2 separate regions of the Mus musculus genome follow, and region 2 is linked to region 1. Evidence: chromatin contacts called from ENCODE POLR2A ChIA-PET data. All regions are on one chromosome and are shown on one strand. Each heading gives the region's core, a stretch centred on a gene start or an enhancer-like site at or near the end of the contact. The rest is flanking DNA. Distances are from core to core; before and after follow the strand shown. Region 1 holds the start of Asb16 (ankyrin repeat and SOCS box-containing 16). Region 2 holds the start of Ubtf (upstream binding transcription factor, RNA polymerase I).

Region 1 (6,324 bases), core at 1,336-3,835:
GCTCCCCTCCCTCCTCTGCCTGCTGCTATGCCGAGCTCTGCCTCTAGCGTAGGCCTGGGCCAGGCCCATCTAGGTGGTCCTGTCAACCAAACCACCTTGTGTTTGCAATCGGTCACCTTGAGCCCTGGTCCCTCCTGCCCAGTCTCAACTAAGGCCAAACTGTTTGCTATCCTAGTTTGTCGGTGCTTCACTGCACCTCGGACTGAGCTAGGAGGCCGACTGAGCTCCAGATCCCCTGGCACTGGTCCCTCCAGATCAACTTCTGCCCCCAGCCCCCCACCCCCACCCCCGTCCTTTCCCTGCCGTCCAAGCCTACACAGTGGTATCTCTGAGGGACAAAGCTGTAGTGAGTACTTTTCAGGCTGCTGAGGCAAGAAAGCAGGGCAGAGGTTAGGCTCTGACTGTTAGATGCCTGGGGAGCGAAGGGACACCCACCACTTTGGCCCTCCTCGACCCCACCCAGCTTTGCCACACTCCCAACCCTGGGAACTCAGCTGTGGGTGCTCCGCTAGGCAGTCAGCGGGGCAATTAAAACATGGTATGGCTTCCAGTGGGGTTAATCATAGCTGCGTCCATAGAGGTGCCTTTCTCTGAGGATCTTCAAACCCTCACTAGGCATGATCTCACTCTTCATCTGGGACCCCCTCCCTGGAACACCACCAAGAAGCTGGGGCCAAGCACAGACTGACTGAACAGAGGGTGAGGGACGTGCCGGAAAAGGCCCAGGTCACTGCCACCCACTCTGGGTGGTGGGTGAGTGTTTGTTCTGGCAGAGAATAGGGACCTTCATTCAATGTTCAGAGAGGCCAGCCTGCCATGAGCCAAGGGCTCCTAAACATTGTGTCAAGACCGACCATGCCAGGGCCTGCCCCAGAACCCACATTTAGCATGGTAGAATGATGTCTCTGGCATGGGTACTTTGCCAAACCCATCCGATGGCCTTCTAGTTGAGTAGCTACTGCAGGCACACCTCCACACAGCAGAGTGCCTTGAATGGGTGAGTTAGGAGACCCCAAGCCACTGGGACAGCAGGGAAGGGTAAAGGACCTGGTGAGAATGCTGTGTGGCATGGGGCCAGACCAGGGATTCGGGATTTCTCTGGAAGAGCCTGAGCCAAACTGCAGACATTTTTAAGGAAAAGTGACCTTCTTGGATAGGTGATTGTGACAGGGCTGAGTGTGGTCAGAGGAAGGAGACACAGGCTAGACCCATCCAGGCTGGAGGCTAGGAACTGAAGCTGAGGACAAAACTGTAGGAGAGACATTCTGTGTGGGAGCCTGCGGCCAGGGGGAAGTGAGAGATACAGAGGAGGAGAAGGTTGCTGGAGAGTGGGTGGGAGCAAGCACCGGGAGCAAGGAGGGACCCACATGGCATTGCCAAGACACTGCAGAGCCTGCAGTCTTGAAGACAGAAGCCCGCTGACATCCCTCCACCCTCCCCTGCCAGCTAATCGACCAGCTGTTGTTGTTTCCGCGGCCTCATTCCTCCCCCTAGAGGCTCCTGGAAGTACAGCCATTTCCTCCTAAAGCGAATGGGGCGTAGTTTCCCAAAAGTCTCATCCCTTCAGTCTCCACTTCCAAGGTCAAATCCCTGGACACATCCGCAGTCAGGCACGTGATTCCCCTAGAAACCAGGGAGGGAAAAAAAAAACTAGTCACTGAAGGTAGAGACCGTGCCCAGTTTCGGCATGAGGGGACAAGAAGAGGATTTGCTCAACTGTCTACCCAACATAGCACTACCCTCTAGGGTACTTATCTAAAGTGTGGCCCACTGGAGGCCTTGGCACACCCCCACAAGCTATGTAACTTTGAGTCAGTTTTACCTTTTTAAGACTTAAATTCCACCCAGGTGTGGTAGTGTATCCCTTTAATCCCAGCATTCCTGAGGCAAAGGGAAGTGGATCGCTGAGTTCAAGGCCAGTCTGGTCTACAGAGCTAGTTTCAGGACAGCCAGGACTACACAGAGGAACCCTGTCTCAAAAAACAAAAACAGCAGCACTGCCAACAACAAAACCTTACGTCCTGTAAGTCTCTATCCATCTCAGGTGCTGAACTGAAATTCTTAGCTTGGCCTCATTTCCTGACCAAATCTGTCTTGTATTACAACACTGACTGGTCATCTGAGTAGAGATGGATCTGAGAGTGATTTCAGTTCTAGAAAGCATGGTGTGTGTGTGCAGTGGTTGCTGTTATTTCAAATTCAGGAAGAGTGGTTTGGCTTCTTGGAAGCTCTCTCCACTTCCCCAGACTGAGGTCTATGGGCCATCCTGGGCTTCTACCCTTTTTACCAGCCAATACTTCAGAGGCTGCAGGACCCTGGTCCTTCCTCTACCCTGTCCTGCCCACCCATCTCATGGTTGACTGCTTTGACTAGAAGGCTCACTCCAGAGAAGTGGGGTCCAGGAGTGACCTTTGGCTGAGGCCCTGTTGACCAACAAAAGGGTACCAGCAGGGTCAGAGGCTGGCCCAATACCATCTGCATTAAGATCATGACTCTAGGCAAACTGTTTACCAATGCAGTGAGGGGCCTATTTATAGCCTCAGCTGTTTCTCCAGCTTACCAAGAAGGGGGCAGGGTGGCTCCCCAGAGCAAGGTGCTAGCTGGGACAAGGAACGATTCTCTGCCTAGGTGGCACTGCCCAGACCACTGGACCCCTCATGGCAGGGGAGAGCTTTCCTTTCACATCCTCCACACTGCGTGCTCTCCGCCTGCAGAGAGAGTGGCTGGACTGGGAGGACAGGAGGAGAGCTGCTGCCCAGCAGTGCCGCAGGCACAGGGACCTCCCTTGTCCCCAGGCCCAGCTCCTTAGGCCTCGCCGCTCCTGCCGAGACCCAGCTGTCCACAATGCCCTGTTCTCTGGGGACCTACAGCAGCTCCAAATCCTGTTCCAAGATGAAGACGCTGCCAATATGATTGTGGAGACTGTGAGCAACCAGCTGGCCTGGTCAGCGGAACAGGGTAGGGAACACCACCTAGGAGGACAGAAGAGGGACAGGAGTGGGGGTTGGGAAGGGAAGAAGAATCCATACGCCACTTCTCCGTAAAGAGCCTAGAACGGACCCATAGTCACCCATATTAACTCTTTCCTAAACAGTTGAGGCCAACCACGGTTTTCCTCAAACTCATAGAGATCCACCCGCCTCTGCCTCCTTCATGTTGGGATTAAGGGTGTGAGCCACTATGCCCACCCTCCAAATTTTTTTGGTTTTTTTTTTTTTTTTTCACTATAGCCCTGGCTGTCCTGGAACTCACTTTGTAGACCAGGCTGGCTTCCAACTCAGAGATCTGCCTGCCTCTGCTTCCTAATCTGCTGGGATCAAAGGTGCATCTTACCACCACCTAGCTAAAGTTATATTCTCTCTCTCTCTCTCTCTTTTTAAAGATTTATTTATTTATTATATGTAAGTACACTGTAGCTGACTTCAGTTGCACCAGAAGAGGGCATCAGATCTCATTACCAATGGTTGTGAGCCACCATGTGGTTGCTGGGATTTGAACTCAGTACCTTCAGAAGTAGTCAGTGCTCTTAACCGGCTGAGCTATCTCGCCAGCCTTAAAGTTATATTCTCATATAACACATATACAGATTGTAAATTTTGGCTTTGGTTAATTATATGCACTATATTACTATAGCGTTATATATATGAAAATATACACACATACATATATATCCATGTTTCTCTTACAGTTTCCTGCTATAGTAGACAGTTTTTATGAAACTCATATGCAATTTTTCCTTACCATTACTGACTTTGGGGGTTAGGGAGTGGTGTTGTAGGGAGAAAAGCCAAGCCCCTCCTGCTGAGCCACCCCACCAGCCCCATCTTATTTGGGGGCTAGAGGATTGAACTCTAATTTGAATGCTAATAACCATTGTCTTCGCCACTGTGCTCCGGCCACAGATGGCAAGCTTTTTAAATTTTGAGACAGGGTCTTGTTATTTACCCAGGCTGGCGTTCAATTCATTCCATAGCCCAGGGAGATCTTGTACCTGTGAGCCTTCTGCCTCAGCTTTCCGAGTGACTGGGGTCATGTGCTTGTCCCTTCAGGTCCTGTTCAGTTCATTATTGACAGGTTTGTTTTTGAAACAGGAACACACACTCTTTCTCTCTCTCTCTCTCTTGCTCTCGCTCTCTCGCTCTCTGGGCCAGGCTGGCCTTGAACTTGTGATCTTTCTACCTCCTGCTCCTAAGTGATAGATCGCAACCACACACTTCCACACCTGGCCACATGCAGCATTAGAAGCTGACATTGTTTCATGGGCCATCTTTCCATGTCAGCGACCTTAGGTCTATAGAATACTTGAAAACTGTACAGAGAGACATCTGGACTTATAGAACTACTCTCCAGAGAGAATGGTAGATTTATAATTTTTTTTCTCTTTTTAAAAAAAAAATTAGCTGGGCGTGGTGGCACATGCCTTTGATCCCAGCACTCGGGAGGCAGAGGCAGGCGGATTTCTGAGTTCAAGGCCAGCCTGGTCTACAGTGTGAATTCCAGGACAGTCAGGGCTACACAGAGAAACCCTGTCTCAAAAAACAAAAACAAAAAAACAAAAACAACAACAACAAAAAAAAAATATTGCCAGGCGGTGGTCCCAGCACTTGGGAGGCAGAAGCAGGTGGATTTCCGAGTTCGAGGCCAGCCTGGTCTACAAAGTGAGTTCCAGGACAGCCAGGGCTATACAGAGAAACCCTGTCTTGAAAAAAATATATATTGTTGAGTCTCTGGCCTTTCTTTTAACAAGCAAATGGTATCTTACATTTCAGCTGTAAAATTCTTCAGTGTTAGCTAGGTAGAGAACCCGGCTAGGGCGTCAAAACCACTTACCAGAGCAGAGCATAAACTATCCCCTAGAGTGAGATGTGGGAACATTCTGGTTGTGACCTCTGTCACCCCACTGATTGCCAGGCTGACTTAAGTTCAGCTGGCTGGTTAGGCTGCTGGCCTCGTCCTCCTGTACCACTCCAGTGTCCCTCACAAAGCTTCATGCTCATTCAAAGAGGACCCTCTTCCCCAACAGATACCTAGCCCTCCTTTTCAATGTATTTGTTTATTTTAGGAGAGAGCATCTCATTACGTGGTCCTGGCTGTCCTGGAACCTGATGTGCAGAACAGGTTGCCTTTGAACTCAGCCATCTGCTTGTCTCTGCTTCCTTCCTGAGTGCTGGGATCATGGATGTGTGCCGCCCACCACCCCATCCCATCTCCCTTTTTTCTTGTTACTTTCTTACTTTATGTATATGGGTGTTTTGTCTGCATGTAGGTGTGTGCACTCCTTGTGTGCCTGATACCCAATAGAAGCAAGGAGGGACCATTGGATCTCCTGCAATTGGAGTTACAGACTTTTGTGAGCACCTACCTATGTGGATGCTAGGGATTGAACTCCAGTCATCTGGAAGGGCAGCCACTGCTCTTAACCAATGAGCCATCTCTCTAGACTCCCTCCCACACTCCCCCTGTTCCTTTTGTTATTGTTGCTGGTTTTGTTTTTGTTGTTGTTGTTGCTAGGGATTTTGTTGTTTTTGTTTTGTTTTGTTTTTTACTTTGCTTGCTTGCTTGCTTGCTTATGGACTCAGAGCCCACACATAGGCAAGTACTGAACCACGGAGCCACACACACCCAGGCCTCTTTGCTGTTTTGAGTAGCAATGTAAAGATGACCCTTATGTTTTGGGTGGATACATTTTCTAGAATGTATCCCATCTCAGCACATTTGTCAAAGTTAACTAGATACTTAATGAAATTGTTTTGAAACATTGACATGAGATTGCCTTAACCTCAACCCTTCAGTCTGGACTTCAGGACCCAGTTCAGCTAGACACTACTGCAGGCTCCAGGTCCTGCTTACCTGCAGCCCTGACACAGTGCCTTTACCCAGGCCGCTCTGGCTTTTTCCTGAAGAATACCATCATCCCCCAAAATGGAAATCGGACTTAGATTTTTTTGGGTTTGTTGTTATTGTTGTTGGTTTGGTTTGGTTTTTTGAGACAAAGTTTCCTCTGTTTAGCGTCTATCCTGGAAGTGACTGTGTAGACCAGGCTGGCCTTGAACTCAAGAGATCTGCCTGTCTCTGCCTCCTGAGTGTTGGGATTAAAGGCATGTATCGCCATCGCCTGGCTGACAAAGTGTTTTAAAAGGCTCTTCCAACGTATACTCCCAACTCAGGGCTTTGAGTGGACCCCCTAACCACAGGTACAGCTTGGCTATTTGTGCTCAGTAAGCTAGACCCGGGGAAAGCCAGCAGCCACTGTCAGTCACAGACAACTGCTCTCCTCTGCTCTCCCATACAAAGCCCCTCAGTACTGCTTTTTCTCCTCAGGAT
Region 2 (6,413 bases), core at 1,303-3,802, 50 kb after region 1:
CATGGGAGGGGGCATAGGTCCACACTCTCAGCGAGACCCGAACAGGAGGCTCATAGACTTCATCAGTGGGTGCAGGAGTGAGCCCCACTCTTCTCTACCCCAGCCCCCAGAGCCAGGCGGTGCCGCATGCGCCCTCCCCTGCCCACGCGAGAGACTGCTCCCAGCTCCCGCGTGCAGCTAGCTCCCGCCCTCCGGCCTCCTTCCCCCACCCGGGCAAAAAAAAAAAAAAAAAATTCTCCTCCTCCTCCTCCTCGGTGAGCGCCCGCCCCGGGGAGGCCCCAGGCTGGAGGGCGGGGGAGGAAGGGCGGGTAAAGGGCGCGCGCGGGCATGGAAGCGGGCACGCGCCTCAGTCTCCTCCTCCCGCTTTTCCCCGGCCGGTTCCCCCCGCCTCCGCAACCCGGCGGGGACCCGGACGCCGCGCAGCCGCCGCCAGCCCGGGAGCGCAGCGGCCGGACCGCCCCCGGGGACTAGATCTGGATTCCCGCTGCTACCCCCCTCCCGACCTCCCAACGCGGTCCCCGCCTGTCCGGGCAGGCGAGCAGTCGGAGAAGCGGCCTAGCTTGTCCCCCGTCCCCGAACCACCCGGGGCCGGAGACGCCGCCGCCACCACCCAGCCACCCCAACACGCACGGAAGAAACCCGGCGCAGAGGCGCGACCGCGGCGGGAACGGCCGCCTCCTCCCCGAGCCTGCGGCCCAGCCCTGCCGGCGCCCCCGCCCCGGCCTCCGGGGAGCCGAGCCAAGCAGAGGGCGGGAGGACGGCGGCCGCGAGGCGGGGGCGCTTCGCTCACCGGCCCCGCCGCCCCCTCCGGCGGCCGGCGAGAACTGCGCCTGTCGGCCGGAGAAACGCGGGCTCCTCCACCCGGGGCCTCACTTGGGCCTCGCTTCCTGCCCTTCCTACCCCCGGCTCACGGCGCCCTTCCCCGTTCCCTGATCATCTTGTCTACAGTTCTCCCGGTATCGCCACTCGGCGTCTACCGCAGCCGCGGCTCGCTCCCTAGCCCCGGCCCCGGCGCACGTCCTCCGCCGCCTCGGTTACCCGGCGCAGCGCGGCCTCTGAGCTCCCCGCTCCGGCGGCTCCCTTCTCGGCTCTGAGCGCGGCGCCCTCCCCCGCTCGGCCGGGCACAGCCGCAACTCCCTCCCGCGGCGGCAGCGGCTCCTCCTCCGGGCGCGGCGGCGGCGCTGGGGCGGCGGCTGCTGCTGCTGCTGTGGCGGCGGCGGCTGTGGCTGCTGCCTGCTGCTCCTCGCGGCGAAAAGCACAAAGCACAGCGCCCTCCGCCTGCAGGCAGCCCGCCCGCCCGCCCGCCGGCCCCGGCCTCAGCTCGCACACCCCCCGCCGCCGCAGCAGCCTCCGCCGCCGGAGCGGGGAGGAGGGAGAAGGGAGGAGGAGGAGCGGGAGGGGGGGCGGGAGAAGCGGGGCAGCGAGCGCGTCCTTCCCCGTAGAGCGCACACCGACCCCCGGGGAGCGAGCGCCAGCCCGCCCGCCTCGCCGGCTCCGCTCCCTCCCACAGCCTGCCCGGGCGGGCTCCGCGGGGGGCAGCTGGGAGGAGGGGCGGGCGCTGGGGGGACCCGGGCGGCCGAGGCGGAGGCAAGGAAGGAGGGGAGGGGGGTGGTGGTAGTGGCGGCGGCGGCTGCTGCTGTTGCTGCCGCCGGGGAAGGGGGGGGCCGGGACAGGGAAGACACGCAGCCGCCCGGATGGCGGCGGGGCTGCGAGCCGAGGCGGGCGAGCAAGCGGGCGGCTAAAGCGACCTCGCCAGCCCCGCGGGGGAACTAGCAGGCTTGGCCGGCGCGGGAGGAAGGGAGGGCCGAGGTGCGGCGGTGGAGAGGGTGGCCGGCGAGCCTCGCGGGTGCCGGCAACCCTGCTCTGGAGCTCTCTTCCAGGCTCTCCCAGCTTAAGCTCGGTTTCCCGGCCTAGTCCTCATCTGCTCCTCTCTCCCGCCTCCGGGAGCGGGCTAGCGACCACCCTGGTCCCCGGAGCGTGGCTACCGGCTTGGGACTCACGCTCCCGGATCGCGGTGCGAGGTTTCGGCGCCTACCTCTCGGTTCCCTTATGCTCCGCAGAACACCCGTGAAACTTAAAATATATATTCTTAGTCCCCTAAACAACAAAAACCTCTCCCGTCCCTCCTCACACCCGGGAATCGGCCAGGAGCTGCCGACCCCAGCGGAAGAGTCACTCTGGGAGCCGGTTCAATCCAGCCCGGCATGGCTATCCAGGCCTTCCCGGGCGCGTGGAGGACGGAGATTGGCGCCGCCAGAGAGCAACCCCTTTCCCCCGAAATCCGCGGCACCGAGGCTTACTTACCGAGCAAGTGGGTGCTAGTGAGGGCCGGGGGCGCCAGGCAGCACGGCAAGCGGAAGAGCCGAGCCGCAGCTCCGCAGCTGCCGGCGCCCGGGCAGCGAGTCTCCAGACAAAGCCCGAGATGGCGAAGCGGAGCGACGGCTAATGGCGAGCCCCACGCGCCGCGCTCCGCCCGCCCCGCTCCGCCCGCCCGCCCGCCCGCCTCGGCGCAGCGCAGCGCAGCGCCGCTCCGAGCGCTCGCCCGTCAGAGCCGCCTTGGCGCCGCCGCCTCCCGGGCCGCCCCGGCCTCGCCTGGCCCCTCCGCCTCCTCCGGGCGGCTCAGCCTCACCCCTTCCCTCCCACCGCTCGGGGGCTGCACGAAATTTTAAAAAAAGGAATAGTAAAAAAAAAAAAAAAAAATGTTTTTTGCTTTTTTTTTTTTTTCCAAGGCAGATGTTTTTCGACATTTAGCTCTTTTTTGGCTCCCAGCTCCCACTCACCTGCGGGGCCTCCGGCAGGGCTGGGGGCGGGGGTGCGCGGGGCTGGAGCCGCCGAGCGCGGGTTGAAAGCTAGCCAAGCTCTGCAGCGCCCGACCCGGGCGTGTACGCCGCCGCCAGTCCCCGCAGAGAAATCGTCCTCCTACCCCCGCCTCCATCGCTCTGCGTTTCTCTTCCAATCAGCCGGTCGCTTGGCGGCTCCTCCAGTCTCCGGCCAAGCCAGCTGCCTAGAGCGAGCTCCACTCCATCTGCTTGCCCGACTCCTCGCTCTCCTGTCGGGGCGGGCAAGGCAGCTTGAGGCCGGAGGGGGATCTGTGAGGGATCCTGCCTGCTCCCTCTCCCATTGCTCCATCCTTGCTGTCTCCTGCCTCCTCCTCTCCTGCGTTTTTCCAACTCTCCCCTGTCGCCACTGGTGTGTGTCTGTGTGCGCAGGTTTTCTCTCTCTCTCTTTTTTTTTTTTTTTTTATTGCTTTGCTTTTGCAACCCTGAAGCTAAAGCGGGATGGGGGCGAAGGGGAATGTTACAAAAAAGAAAAAGGGAAAAAAAAAAGCCTCCTAGGTTTGCAACGTATGAAAATACCCGGGAAGTACCCCGCCTCGTTTGGGTCTCGGTGCCCGGCGAGGGCCTTCCGGATTTCAGAGCCAGTCTTGGGTTGTTCTCGATGTCCCCCATCTTCACCGGCCGTATGATCCGAGGAGTTAAGAACAAAAAGTTCACCCCTGTGTCGTAGTAGGGTGTCAGTGGGAGTTGGGGAGGTTTTTCAAGAAGCAGCGGAACGGCCATCCCTTTACCCTGGGCTTCAGTAACTAGGCCGCGACCGGGGTAGGGGTTTAGAGCAAAATCCCAGCGCGTTTGTGCGAAAGAGCTGGAAGGGGGAAGTCGGAACCGGGAACGGAGCTTCGTGCGTCTCCCCCTCGGTCTCTGCTTCCAGTTGCCTGCAAGCTCCCCCTTTAATTTTTTTTTTTTCTCCTCCTTTCCTTTAATCTAATTTCTTCCAACTCCACCTTTGTTGTTACCGGCGTCACGCCTGGATCAGCCAATCCCCTTCTCGCAATCAGCTTGTCAAAAAGGCTTGGCCAGCCCTGAGAAAGCAGGCCGCGGGCGCTGTCCCCCCACCCCGGCGACGACGGGGAGCCCACAAGAGAGCTCCGCACCCCGGTTTAAGGCAGGATTTGAGCAGCCCGGCAACCACAGATCTAACCTCCCGTATTCCACCATCCAGCAAGTCTGGGGAGAAAAGGCCTGGGCGTGTGCCGCTTTTTAACCTCCCACTGCCATCGGTTCTAGTGGTCTTTACCTCCCCTGCTAGTGGGCTGAAGGGATATCAGGATTAGTTGTAGGGAGGCAGAAGGCAATGTGAAGGACGCTGGTTTCCACCAGGTCGGCCCACGCTTGGTTTGTGTCATCACTCCCCGGGACACGCCATGGCTCCTGGCTCCTCGGGCTGCCACAATAACACTGCTGTTGCTCACATCTCAGCCAGCTGGGTCGCACAGTCTCTTTGGACCATTTCTTGGCACACTGCCTTCTCCATCCACAGTTTCGTTGCTGGTGTAATTCCTCTTGTCTCCTGGGGAAAATGAGATTTCTTTCCCAGGATTTCCACATCCCACTCTGCCACGTTGCAGGAACAGATCTGCTGTGCTCAGCTTAGAAGCACCGCGTGTAGGAGAGGCAGATTGGCCGTGATAAAGAAGGGTAGCCTTCAAGGCCTCTTCCTTGGATGACCTACTGAAGAGTCTGTTCTTAAATTATTTTGTTTGTTTCGTTTGGATTTTTGAGACAGGGTTTTTCTGTGTAGCCTTGGCTCTCCTAGAGCTAGCTCTGTTTACCAGGCCAGCCTCGCACTTAACCCGAGATCTGCCTGCCTCTGCCTCCCAATTGCTGAGATTTTAATATTTTATTTTTTATTAAAGAGTCTATCCCCTTCGCTTGCTTTTACTCCCTTCCTCTCTTCCCTCTGTCCGTTTTCTCTCCATTCCCCCCACCGCCACATACCTAGATCTGCCTCTGGAATACAAAACATTTGGTGTTGGATCAAGCCCTCTCCCACCACACTAAAAAAGCAGAGCTTTTAAAGGGCTATTGATGTGTTTTGAAAAGGGTAAAGTAGATTTTTAATTTTATGTACATTGGTGTTCTGCCTGCATATACATTTGTGTTAGGATGGAGCTACAGACAGTTGTGAGCTGCCATGGCAGTGCTGGGAATTGAATCCCAGTCCTCCTGGAAAAGCAAGAGCTCTTAACTGCTGAACCACCTCTCTAGCTCCCACACCCCACCTTTTTGTTGTTGTTTTGTTTTGTTTTGTTTTTAGAGACAAGTTTTCTCTGTGTAGCCCTGGCTGTCCTGGAACTCACTCGGTAGACCAAGCTGGGCTCGAACTCAGAAATCCTCCTGCCTCTGCCTCCCAAGTGATGGGATTAAAGCCACCCCACCTCCTTAATATGGTGTGAGTTTGGACAAATTCTACCCTAACCAGATCCCATTTTCTATATGTGTATACTTATAGAATCCACTTCCTCATCAGGGATTGTGAGACGATGTATATAAAGCTTTATTCTCCACATAACTCACAATTAAAACCAAGAAAGATGCAAATGTTCCACGGTCAGATCTGAAGTACAGGTATTCTAGCACCGAGCCCTGAACTTCTTGGCTGGGCCAAGGGGCTTTTCGGTAAAGTGCTTTGGAAGAAAGCAGGATGAACATGAATCATAAGGATTATTATTATTGATTCCTTGGGCAGCAGAGATCATGGCTGGCACCTTCCCCACTTGGAAACTCTTCGGCTTCTTTGCCTTTGTTGGGTTTCTGGTGAGGTCATGAGTCTTAAGATGTGGGCTACCAGCCCCAGAGTGAGAGAACCTGCCCTTAGCCCTTAGTCTTTGCCCCTTTCCCTTTCATCCAGCTTTGTCCCCCCTCTTCCCAGCTTCCTGGCAGCTGCCTTGAAGCAGAGCCTTCACACTCTGTAACCCCAGCCTACGCCAGCGCCAGCGACAGAGCACAGCGACAACCCTCGCTGTGCGCCCTGCACTTGGTTGCAGCCCTTCTCTGAGTTGCCCAATCCAGACCCAGGCTCCTAGGAAATCCCCAGAGTTCTTTGAATGCTTTAAGCAAAATGTAGTAGTCGAATTCTGTTATATGCCGGGCGGTAGTGGTGCACGCCTTTAATCCCAGCACTTGGGAGGCAGGGGCAGGTGGATTTCTGAGTTGGAGGCCAGCCTGGTCTACAAAGTGAGTTCCAGGACAGCCAGGGCTACACAGAGAAACCCTGTCTCAAAAAAAAAAAAGATTTCTGTTATACAAAAAAAAAAATCCATTGTATATGTGTCTATATCAGTGTGAGTGTATGTCATCAGAGGGTGTTGGGTCCCTTGAAACTGGAATTATTTTATATATATATGTGTGTGTGTGTGTGTGTGTGTGTGTATAATTTACCATCAAAAAGACAAAAATATCGAATATTTCCAGGATCTCAGAAGCTTGTACTGGTAATTTGGGCTACATCGCTTTGGTTCTCAGCCAGATGCACTGCACGTGTGCCCTTGCAGGAGCTATCTAGATTTGAGAATGGGAAACACACATACGCCAGTTAATTTTAAAATGCCTTGCCTACCTCAAAGGCTGGACACT

What was found. ChIA-PET counts read pairs that join two places held with the same protein, here RNA polymerase II (POLR2A).
Region 2: POLR2A ChIA-PET joins it to region 1 with 19 read pairs in embryonic stem cell. The contact joins the promoter of Ubtf here to the promoter of Asb16 in region 1. POLR2A ChIA-PET finds 5 or more read pairs at or near these places in 5 of 5 experiments (Patski and embryonic stem cell).

Annotation. Positions count from the first base shown.
Region 1 is chr11:102,266,166-102,272,489 of GRCm38, forward strand. It overlaps Asb16 (ankyrin repeat and SOCS box-containing 16), which reads left to right and starts at 2,586. Exons shown (of 5, transcript NM_148953.3): 1 at 2,586-2,958; 2 at 6,322-6,324. The coding sequence starts at 2,658.
Region 2 is chr11:102,316,544-102,322,956 of GRCm38, forward strand. It overlaps Ubtf (upstream binding transcription factor, RNA polymerase I), which reads right to left and starts at 2,553. Exons shown (of 21, transcript NM_011551.7): 1 at 2,305-2,553.